Regions from separate parts of the Homo sapiens genome. Here region 1 is linked to region 2. A link is a contact called in ENCODE Hi-C or POLR2A ChIA-PET data. All regions are on one chromosome and are shown on one strand. Each heading gives the region's core, a stretch centred on a gene start or an enhancer-like site at or near the end of the contact. The rest is flanking DNA. Distances are from core to core; before and after follow the strand shown.

Region 1 (4,603 bases), core at 1,175-3,674, 92 kb before region 2:
TCAGGTTACAGTTACACGCCTCGGGGGATGCCACTGTCTTGCTTGCTCCTGGTGATACACACAAGCAAAGCTCTCCCTTTCTGACCTCAGAAATGGGGAAACAGTAGTGAGTGAGTGAGAGAAAAGCAACCACCATCACCCAAAGATCCTTCACCCTGTTTTCCTCTCCAGAGAGCTGACAGCCCAGAGACCCACTTGCTATTTTCTGCAAATGCCAGCTGACAGATCCCTTTTCTTGGCCTCGGGTTGTGCATAAGAGACCAAGAAATAAGACAGCTTTGACTGTCACTTGGGACGTGTAAATAACTCCTTGCAAGCAAGAATGAGCCACAGTGAAGCCAGTAGTGTGTGGGGCACCTGCTTCCTCCCCTGCTGCCTCTCGGGTGACTCCACAGCTTCCATTTCCCTCCCAGCTTCAGCTTCAGATCAATAACTCAGCATTCCCCTTCCAGAAGGGAGTCAGGAAGGCACCTACGACGACCTGCAGGCTGAGGCAGGGCGAGGGCCTGGCCGTCACCTGCCCCGCTCCTGACAGAGCTGCCGCTTCCATAGCACACAACACATACTCACTGAGCTCCACCTGGTGCCCGGCCAGTGCCAGTGGAGGAGGGCACAATGGTGGGCAGTGACCCCAGCAGAGCCTTGCTCCTTGCCAGGCAGGGGCCACTGTGGCTCTTCACGCAGACTCACTCAGTAACCCTCACAGCCCCTCATCACCTCCCTGTACAGGTAAGGGACCAGGTGCAGTGGGATTAAGTGACACACCCAGGCCACCAGCAGAGCCGGCCTGGAGCCCGCTTCATATGGCCCCCTCCAGAGCAGGAGCTCGGACCCATCAGAGTTGGCCTATGGACTCTTCACTCAACTAAAGGAGTAAGTCACGGCTTTCATCAGGAGCACAGTGTGACAGGCACTTGGAAACCAAAATACCAAAACCAAAAACCCCACTTCTGATAAAACTGTCACTGGCCTGGCCTCCAGCAGGGCCACCAGTGGCACTCAGAGCTTCCCAACGAGAGCTGACGAACAATGTCAGCAGTCACATGTCCCAGATAAGCCAAGGCAGTTTCAATTTGTCTAATAAATCATCAAAATGTCCCTGAAATCCCACTACTTCAGACCTGAACTACATCTCCCAGGATGCCTCTTGCAACCAGAAGGAGCACAGAATCCTGCTGTCAGGCCATCATCCCCCAAGTTTTGTTCCAGACAACAACGTGGCCCCAGTGCTCAGCAGCCTTTCTGGGGACCAGGGCAGGGCGCCACCTAAGAGCTGCTGCAGCTGAGGCCCCACATCGCTTCGTCCTACATATTCCTGTCCTCACAGAGCGTCTCCTGCAGCCTCAGAGGGCAGCAGTGGGCAAGAGGCCGCAGAGGAAGGGAAAGACCAGGCCCTGCTTCAGGGGCGGGTGGCCAGCAAGTTGGTTCTGAAAGCCCAGCAGAGCACCTGGGTCCCTCAGCAAATCCTCAGAGGTGTGCTGGAGAGCAGCAGAGGGCAGAGAAGAAAGAAGTGTGGTTCAGAAACAGGCCCCAGGAACCTCCGAACCAACAAAGCTCCACACACCTACTTCCTATGGGCCCAGCTGCCCCCAGCACCAGCACCCGCACCAGGCTGTGCCCCTAGCCCCAGCTGGGCTCCACAGCTGCCAGTGAAAGCAGGTCAGAACCAGAAAGAAAGAGCTCTTGGCAGAGCACTCGGGGCTGCGGCGGTGGCAGCTCTGACGGATGGGGCCGCTCTCCCCAGGCGGCTCTGCTCTAAACATGTCCGACGGGCCCCAGGGCTGGCAGCCAAGAGGGACAGATGAAAGAACGACTCCACCTGGCTCTCAGGGCTGCCACGGCTGATATCAAAGCACCCAAGAGAGGACAGACTGAGGCTGAGATTTCTGGGCAGGGGGGGCAGAAGGGAGGACGCTGGAAACAATGCAGGTGACAGACACAGAAGACAGGAGAGAGACAATACCAAAGACGGAAACAGACACAGCACGGGTGCTCGCCGAGGCTCAGCTGTCCGGGCTCTGGGCCCCCAGGAGCGCCGGCTGCTCCAAGTGGCACTGCGGCGACGAACAGCAGTGAACAGTGCCAGCAGGGCTCCTCATCGCCCTGGCAACCCTCTATTCAAAGGAGCAGCCGAGGGGGAAAGGGTGGCACCGAGGCGACTGGCGCCATGGTCTCGGGACTTGTGGACTGGGGGACAAAGGGGGTCTCAGAGAAAGCAGAGTGAGGGGTCCCGAGGGCCTGCAGTGAGGTGGCTGCTCCATCCCAGCCTCACTGGAAAGCAGTGAGAATTTCAGGGCCAACACTGCCCCCTGGCGCACGAGGAGCCAGCTTCCTGCCGACCCTGCAGCACGGGGTGTGGGCAGGGCTCACATGGGAAGGTCACTTGTCCCCATTCCTCCACATCCTATAGGAGTAGGCTCAGGAATGCCTTCCCTATATTCCCCGGGCAGCCACCTCCCTCAGCTCTGTCCTTGTCTGTGCCCCACCCATCGTCCTGCTCAGGGGGCTCTCCATGAGGTCTCCGTGGCGTCTGTGTCCTCAGCAAAGAGCATTTAATGTTATAAAGATTTGTTGACCCGTCTTGTCTCCTTTAATAGACACTGTTAGGGCCCTGGGCACAGGATCCCTGGTCTCTTTTGTCCCCACATCTCCCTGGCACTCTGTACAGTGCGTAAGACCAGAACTAAATAAATGTCTGAGGGAATGAATCAGTGAAGAAATACTTCAGGTCACAATGAGGTTGCAGAGTGGCATGAGGCTGTTAAGATTCACCGTGAGGCGTGGTGGCTCATGCTTGTAATCTCAGCACTTTAAGAGGCCGAGGCAGGGGTATCACTTGAGTCTAGGAGTTTGAGATCAGCTTGGGCAACATATTGAGATCCTGTCTCTGCCAAAAAATTAAAAAAAAAACTTTTTAAAATTAGCTGGGTGTGGCCTGGCACGTGGCTCACACTTGTAATCCCAGCACTTTGGGAGGCTGAAGCGGGTGGATCACCTAAGGTTGGGAGTTCAAGACCAGCCTGACCAACATGCAGAAACCCCATCTCTACTAAAAATACAAAATTAGCCGGGCATGGTGGCACACGCCTGTAATCCCAGCTACTTGGGAGGCTGAGGCAGGAAAATCGCTTGAACGTGGGAGGCAGAGGTTGCGGTGGGCTGAGATCGTGCTATTGCACTCCAGCCTGGGCAACAAGAGCAAAACTCCATCTCAAAAAAAAAAAAAAAAAATTAGCTGGGCATGGTGGTGCCCATAGATAGTCTCAGCTGCTTGGAAGCCTGAGGCAGAAGGATTGCTTGAACCTAGAAGGTTGAAGCTGCAGTGAGCCATGATGGTCCCAGTGCACTCCAGCCTGGGCAACAGAGCAAGACTCTGTCTCAAAAAATAATTAATCAATTAGTTAAAAAAAAAGATTTACCTAGAAATATTATGGAGCATTCAGATAAAGATTAGTAAGGCTTGGCCCCTCCTGGGAACAGCACACACACACTAGTGGGACACACAAATGTCCCATACATATTGATTAGAGCCCAAAGTGATGTTGACAGGACAGAGAGAGGGTCTGAAGGACAAGGTCAGCAAAAAGCACCTCCCAGACTAATGCAGAGCGTGCCTGTGCCCCCCACACCCATATGTTGAAACCTTGATCTTGGACTTCCAGCCTCCATAACTGTGAGAAATAAATGTCTGTTGTTTAAAAGCCACCCAGCCTGTGGTATTTTGTCACTAAAGCCCAAAAGGACTCAGACGCAGCCTGGCAATGGGAACCAGGGAAGCTGAGTTTCAGGGCTGCGAGGGGCGACAGAGGCTAGGGGCACCAAAGACTCAATTCTAAACAGAACTGGACAATCTTTGCAGGGAGGAAGATGCCAGGACCCAGCAGACACTTGCAGGTGGCCCAGGACATTTCCCGACCCTCTTCAGGCCACCCCACCCCTGCTGGAGAGCTTCACAGGACCTGCTCCCCACTCAATTCCCCTCGTTCCAAGATGACAGGACATGAATGCTGGCTGGATTAGAGAGGGCCTCCCAGAGGCCTTGGGGACTTCGGGACCTGTCAAGCTCAGGACAAGCGGGTGTCACCCGGTGTTAGAGGTTGAATTGTGTCCCCCACCAAAAAAGATACACTGAAGTCCTAACCCCTAGCACCTAGGTCAGAATGTGACCTTATTTGGGCCAGGCGCGATGGCTCACGCCTGTAATCCCAGCACTTTCGGAGGCTGAAGTGGGCTGATCACCTGAGGTCAGGAGTTCAAGACTAGCCTGGCCAACAAGGCGAAACCCATCTCTACCAAAAAATACAAAAAATTAGCCAGGTGTGGTGGTGGCTGCCTATAATCCCAGCTACTCGGGAAGCTGAGACAGGAGAATTTGCTTGAACCCGGGAGGCAGAGGTTGCAGTGAGCCGAGATGGCGCCATTGCACTCCAGCCTGGGCAACAGTGAGACTCTGTCTAAAAAAAAAAAAAAAAAAAAGTGACCTTATTTGGAAATAGGGTAATCAAGTAAAAATAAAGTCATTAGGGTGGCCCTAATCCAATATGCTTAGTGTCCTTATAAAAAGGGGGAAATCTGGACACAGACACACACAGAATGAAGATGT
Region 2 (4,685 bases), core at 685-3,184:
AGATTCTCTCTCTGTTGCCCAGGCTGGGGTGCAGTGGCGCAATCTTAGCTCACTACAACCTCCGCCTCCTGGGTTCAAGCGATTCTCCTGCCTCAGCCTCCCGAGTAGCTGGGATTACAGTTGCCCACCACTACACCTGGATAATTTTTTGTTTTGTTTTGTTTTGTTTTGAGACGGAGTCTTGCTCTGTTGCCCAGGCTGGAGTGCAGTGGCACGATCTCGGCTCACTGCAACCTCTGCCTCCTGGGTTCAAGCAATTCTCCTGCCTCAGCCTCCCGAGTAGCTGGGATTACAGGCACACGCCACCATGCCTGCCTAATCTTTGTATTTTTTCAGTAGAGACGGGGTTTCACCATGTTGGCCAGGCTGGTCTCAAACTCCTGACCTTGTGATCCACCTGCCTCAGCCTCCCAAAGTGCTGGGATTACAGTTGTGAGCCACTGCAACCTGGCCTAATTTTTGTATTTTTAGTAGAGAAGGGGTTTCACCATATTGGCCAGGCTGGTCTTGAACTTCTGACCTCAAGTGATCTACCCGCCTCAGCCTCCCAAAGTGCTAGGATTACAGGCATGAGCCACTGCTCCCAGCCTCAGGTCTTTCTTTATAGCAGCAGGAGAACGGACAAATACAACCACCAACTCACTTTGTTCGAGGGCTTGCTGTGTGCCAAGCCCTGTGGACCACATTTAATACGCACAACAATTACCCAAGTTATTTGTCCCTCTTACGAATGAAGGAGAAAAATGTGCCCAAGGTCACAAGGCTGCAAGGAATGAAGCTACAGTTTACCCAGAGGCAGTTGGTCCTCAGAGCTTGAGTGCTCAAGGATAGTGCTGTGCTGCTGGGACATTAGGGGCAGCGCTGGGCCTGGAAAAAATCCAGGCCTCCTGACTCCTAGCCTGGAGCCGTCCTGTTTCCTTCTGTTTCTTAAAAAAAAAAAAAAAAAAAAAGAAATTCTCCAGTATTGTATAACACATATACCATAAAGTTTACCATTTCAACCATTGTTGTGCAACCAATCTCTGGAACTCTTCATCTTATGAAATCTGAAAATTTACAGCCATTAAATTCTTCATTCCTCCCTCCCCCAGTGCCTGGCAACGGCCATCCTCCTTGCTGTCTTTGTGAATGTGATTGTTCTAGCTTGGAGCCATACTGATGCTTTTTTGAAAAATATATTTCTTTTTGAGACGCAGTCTTGCTCTGTCACCCAGGTTGGGTGCAGTGGCACAATCTCGGCTCACTGCAACCTCCGCCTTCTGGGTTCAAGTGATTCTCCTGCCTCAGCCTCCTGAGTAGCTGGGATTACAGGCGCCCGCCACCATGCCCAGCTAATTTTTTGTATTTTTAGTAGAGACGGGGTTTTACCATGTTGGCAAGGCTGGTCTGGAACTCCTGATCTCAGGCAATCTGCCTGCCTCGGCCTCTCAAAGTGCTAGGATTACAGGCGTGAGCCACCGGGCCTGGCCCAATTCTTAAAAGGCTGTCTCTGTTTGGTTGTTAAGCCATGGTGCTCAGTGTCAATGGATGCCGGGGCCATAGAGATTCAGAGGAGAACAAACTCTTCAGGGATGAGGTAGTCAGGGAAGCTGCCTAGAGGAGAAGGAGGAGAAGGAGGAGGGGGGAGGGAGAGGGGAGGGGAAGGAAGGGGGAGGGGAGGGGAGAAGGAGGGGGGAGGATGGGGGAGGAGGGAGGGGGGAGAGGAGGGGAGGGGGAGGGGAGGGGGAGGGGGGAAGGATAGGTGAAGGAGGGAGTGGCAATTTCCTCCCCTTGGCCTTCACTCCTTGACCCAGAAGGTGGGGAGGCAGTGGTGAGGTGACTCAGGGATGCTTGGCCCTGTGGCCTGCCCTTTGATTTATGAAAGCCACCTTGGCAGCACCAACCTTTGCCCCCAGTGATCTCTTGTCAGATGGGTGGAGGCACTGGGCCACCTCAGAGGGCCAGTGTCTTGCTGAGGGGCCGGAGCAGTCCTGTGCCTGCAGCCTCCGGAGCCATGGGAACAGGGCTGCGAAGTCAGTCCTTGCGAGAGCCCCGACCCTCCTATGGAAAGCTGCAGGAGCCCTGGGGGAGGCCCCAGGAGGGCCAACTCCGCAGGGCGCTAAGCCTCAGACAGGGGCAAGAGAAGTCCAGGTCCCAGGGCCTCGAGAGAGGCACAGAAGGGCCAGATGCCACTGCCCAGGAGCGGGTGCCGGGGAGCCTGGGGGACACAGAGCAGCTGATCCAAGCCCAGCGAAGAGGCAGCCGGTGGTGGCTGAGGCGGTACCAACAGGTATGGCTGTGGGCTGAAGGATGGAGGGTACCACAGCAGGTGGGCAGGGATTCCAGGGCAGGAAAGGTTCAGAGACAGAGCCAGCCCAGGCTGTGTACCAAGATGACAACCGAGCTGCCTGGAGATGAGGGTGCAGAGAGAGACACCCCAGAGCCACGTTTCAGAGGGCCCTGAAGGCATTTGGGATTTATCCCACAGGCACTGGGGAGCCACTGAAGGTTTTAGAGGAGGAGGGTGATATGGTAAGCGCTGTTTTTAGCTGATTGATAGTATGCTGGATGGGGGAATAGAGCAGGAGGCAAGGAGATCAGCCAGTGCAACTTCCTGGGAAGTACACTGTGTGACCCTCTCACCCCAGAGAAAAAGGGGAGATCTGGACCCCTTTGTGGGGGGCTGCAGGCTCCCTCCTCTAAGAGACAGGGTCTCCAATGAGCAGTGCTTCTCTACCTGGGGTCTACCCCCACCTCGTGGCTATGGGTGGAACAACATCTAAGCCCACCACTCAGCCCATGGGACCTCCCCCACCTCTGTCTTCCAGCAGGTAAGAAGAAGGTGGGAGAGCTTTGTCGCCATCTTCCCCAGCGTGACTCTGAGTCAGCCGGCCTCCCCGTAGCCCACACTGGGCACCATCAGCTAAAGATGCTGGAAGCCATCGTGGCCCCCTTGCTGTGCCTGGACCAGCCCACCGTGTCTGCTGACCTACCTCTTCACAGCTCTCTGGACTTTGGCTGGGTGGCCCTAGGAGGCTTCTGCCACCAGCTCACTGGAGTCGCCACGTGGCTGCCACTCTTAGCTCTGGCCCTTCCACTCCAGCACTAGCTCTCTTTGAAGATCCCAGCAGGGTCAAAAAGAAGGGGGCTCAGCTGTCTGCCCTCTGGGCTTGGGTAGGGGCCTTGGACTATGATTCTATGAAGGTTTAGAAGAAGCCTGCCCGGAATGGGGGCTGTGGACGCTCCTGCCCCACACGACCAGCTGTCAACTTCCAGGACGGAGCTTGATGAAGCCAGACCCATGGCCGAGAGGCTCACGGACGTTGCCTGGTCACTGGGCCATGACCCAACTGCCCTTCTTGTCAGTTGCTGATGGTGGGCCAGGGCGCAGGTCTCCCTCCCAGATGGTGAGCCCTCTGGGGCAAGGACCACAGCTGGGTGGCCCTCCTGGCTGAGCACTCTGTGCTGAAAACCTTTGAACCTCACGGTGTCCTGATGAAGGAAGCAGAGGAAGTCTTCCTCCCTGTGTGACAGAGGGGGAAACTGAGGCCCAGAGTGGGGAAGGGATTTCTTGGTTTTGACATCTCCGACCCCACCCCACCCCATCCAGTGTCCAGCACTGGAGTCGAACACAGTAATAAAGATGCTGAGAAAAAGTCAACGATTTGCCTGGTGACTAACTCGCTGGCTCAGACCCCCACCCCCCCACCCCTGCTGACCCCTGTGAGGCAGGCTAAGCCCAAAGCATCCCAGAATGCTTGGGCAGGGGCACCAGGGCCCGGGGCGGGCTGGATCCCCCACCAGGCTGGGCCTTTCCTGCCACTTCTCTGGACCTTTCTCCCCAGAGGGATTGTGCCCACCCTGTGCTGACCTCAAGGCCAGCTTCAGAGGACCTGGCTCTCAGTGTCCTGCCTCTGTGCCCACCCCACTGAGGTGGGGCTCCTTCTGAGGCTTAGAGAGGCAAGGGCCACACAGAAGGAGAGGGTCTGACCCCAAAAAGCCTGAGCTCTTCGAGAGACACTGGCACTTTTTGCAGGGCCCCTGGGGCTCTCCAGGCTCAAGCAGGCCCAAGGACAAAGGTGAGGGAGCAGCTAAGTATCCTGGTCCAGGATCTGTTCCGGGGGGTGTTGTCCAGTGGACAGAGGGGAGGCTTCCGTTTCCCCAGAGACCAGGCCCCATCAGGGCCATTCAGAAACAAGGGGGGAGCTGGGAAAATTTTCTTCCAGGAAGCCTAGGGTGCCTGGCTGGGAAGCTAGATGGTAGGAGCCCACCAGAAGCCTTGAGCCCGGCCGGTCTTATGCTTCAGATACCCTTCTCAGCTTCTTCTGCAGTAGTACCTGAGGTGCCTCTGGGGAACCCCAGGACTCCAGGGAACAGAATTGAAATTCACAGCTCTGACCCACCTCTCAGTGTCTGGAGGAGGACCTCTCAATGTTCCTCCTCAATGTCTGGAGGAGGAAAATGGCGCCCAGAATGGGGCAGGACTTCTCATCCTCCAGGACGCTGCCCTCCAAGTTTGTCCCAGCCTCTTTATCCTCAGAGAATCTCTAGCCCAACTCCCAGCAGTTCTAATTGTCACACTGACCAGTTAGTCTAGTTATGTGCTTTTTTATTTTCCTTTCTTTCTTTCTTTTTCTTTCTTTCTCTTTCTCTCTCTTTTTTTTTTTTTTTTTTGTCTAGTTATGTGCTTTTTTTTGAGATGGAGT

The links. Hi-C counts contacts between places; a loop is a spot of excess contacts on that map. ChIA-PET counts read pairs that join two places held with the same protein, here RNA polymerase II (POLR2A). Pooled maps may share reads with other maps.
Region 1: a loop to region 2 is called in a map of PC-9, with 3 times the contacts of the local background. The contact joins the enhancer-like site here to the promoter of C11orf86 in region 2. A Hi-C loop is called at or near these places in 7 of 168 maps with a recorded cell type or tissue (HCT116, HepG2, K562 and 4 more), 2 of 37 single-sample maps with no recorded cell type and 12 of 50 pooled maps. POLR2A ChIA-PET finds 5 or more read pairs at or near these places in 9 of 52 experiments (A549, A673, HEK293 and 6 more).

Annotation. Positions count from the first base shown.
Region 1 is chr11:66,881,032-66,885,634 of GRCh38, forward strand. The region is part of intron 3 of PC (pyruvate carboxylase); the gene reads right to left. Among named protein-coding and RNA genes, the nearest start is that of LRFN4, 26 kb to the left of the region's middle. RefSeq lists enhancers at 945-1,682, 1,683-2,420. Within about 2 kb of position 2,425, at least 12 of the 41 ENCODE cell types and tissues checked have a DNase peak (open chromatin) inside an H3K27ac peak, as active enhancers do; they include HCT116, PC-3, PC-9 and 1 more, where a contact is called at or near this core.
Region 2 is chr11:66,973,370-66,978,054 of GRCh38, forward strand. It overlaps C11orf86 (chromosome 11 open reading frame 86), which reads left to right and starts at 1,935. Exons shown (of 2, transcript NM_001353554.2): 1 at 1,935-2,269; 2 at 2,808-3,640. The coding sequence starts at 1,994. The coding sequence ends at 2,882. RefSeq lists an enhancer at 2,616-3,119.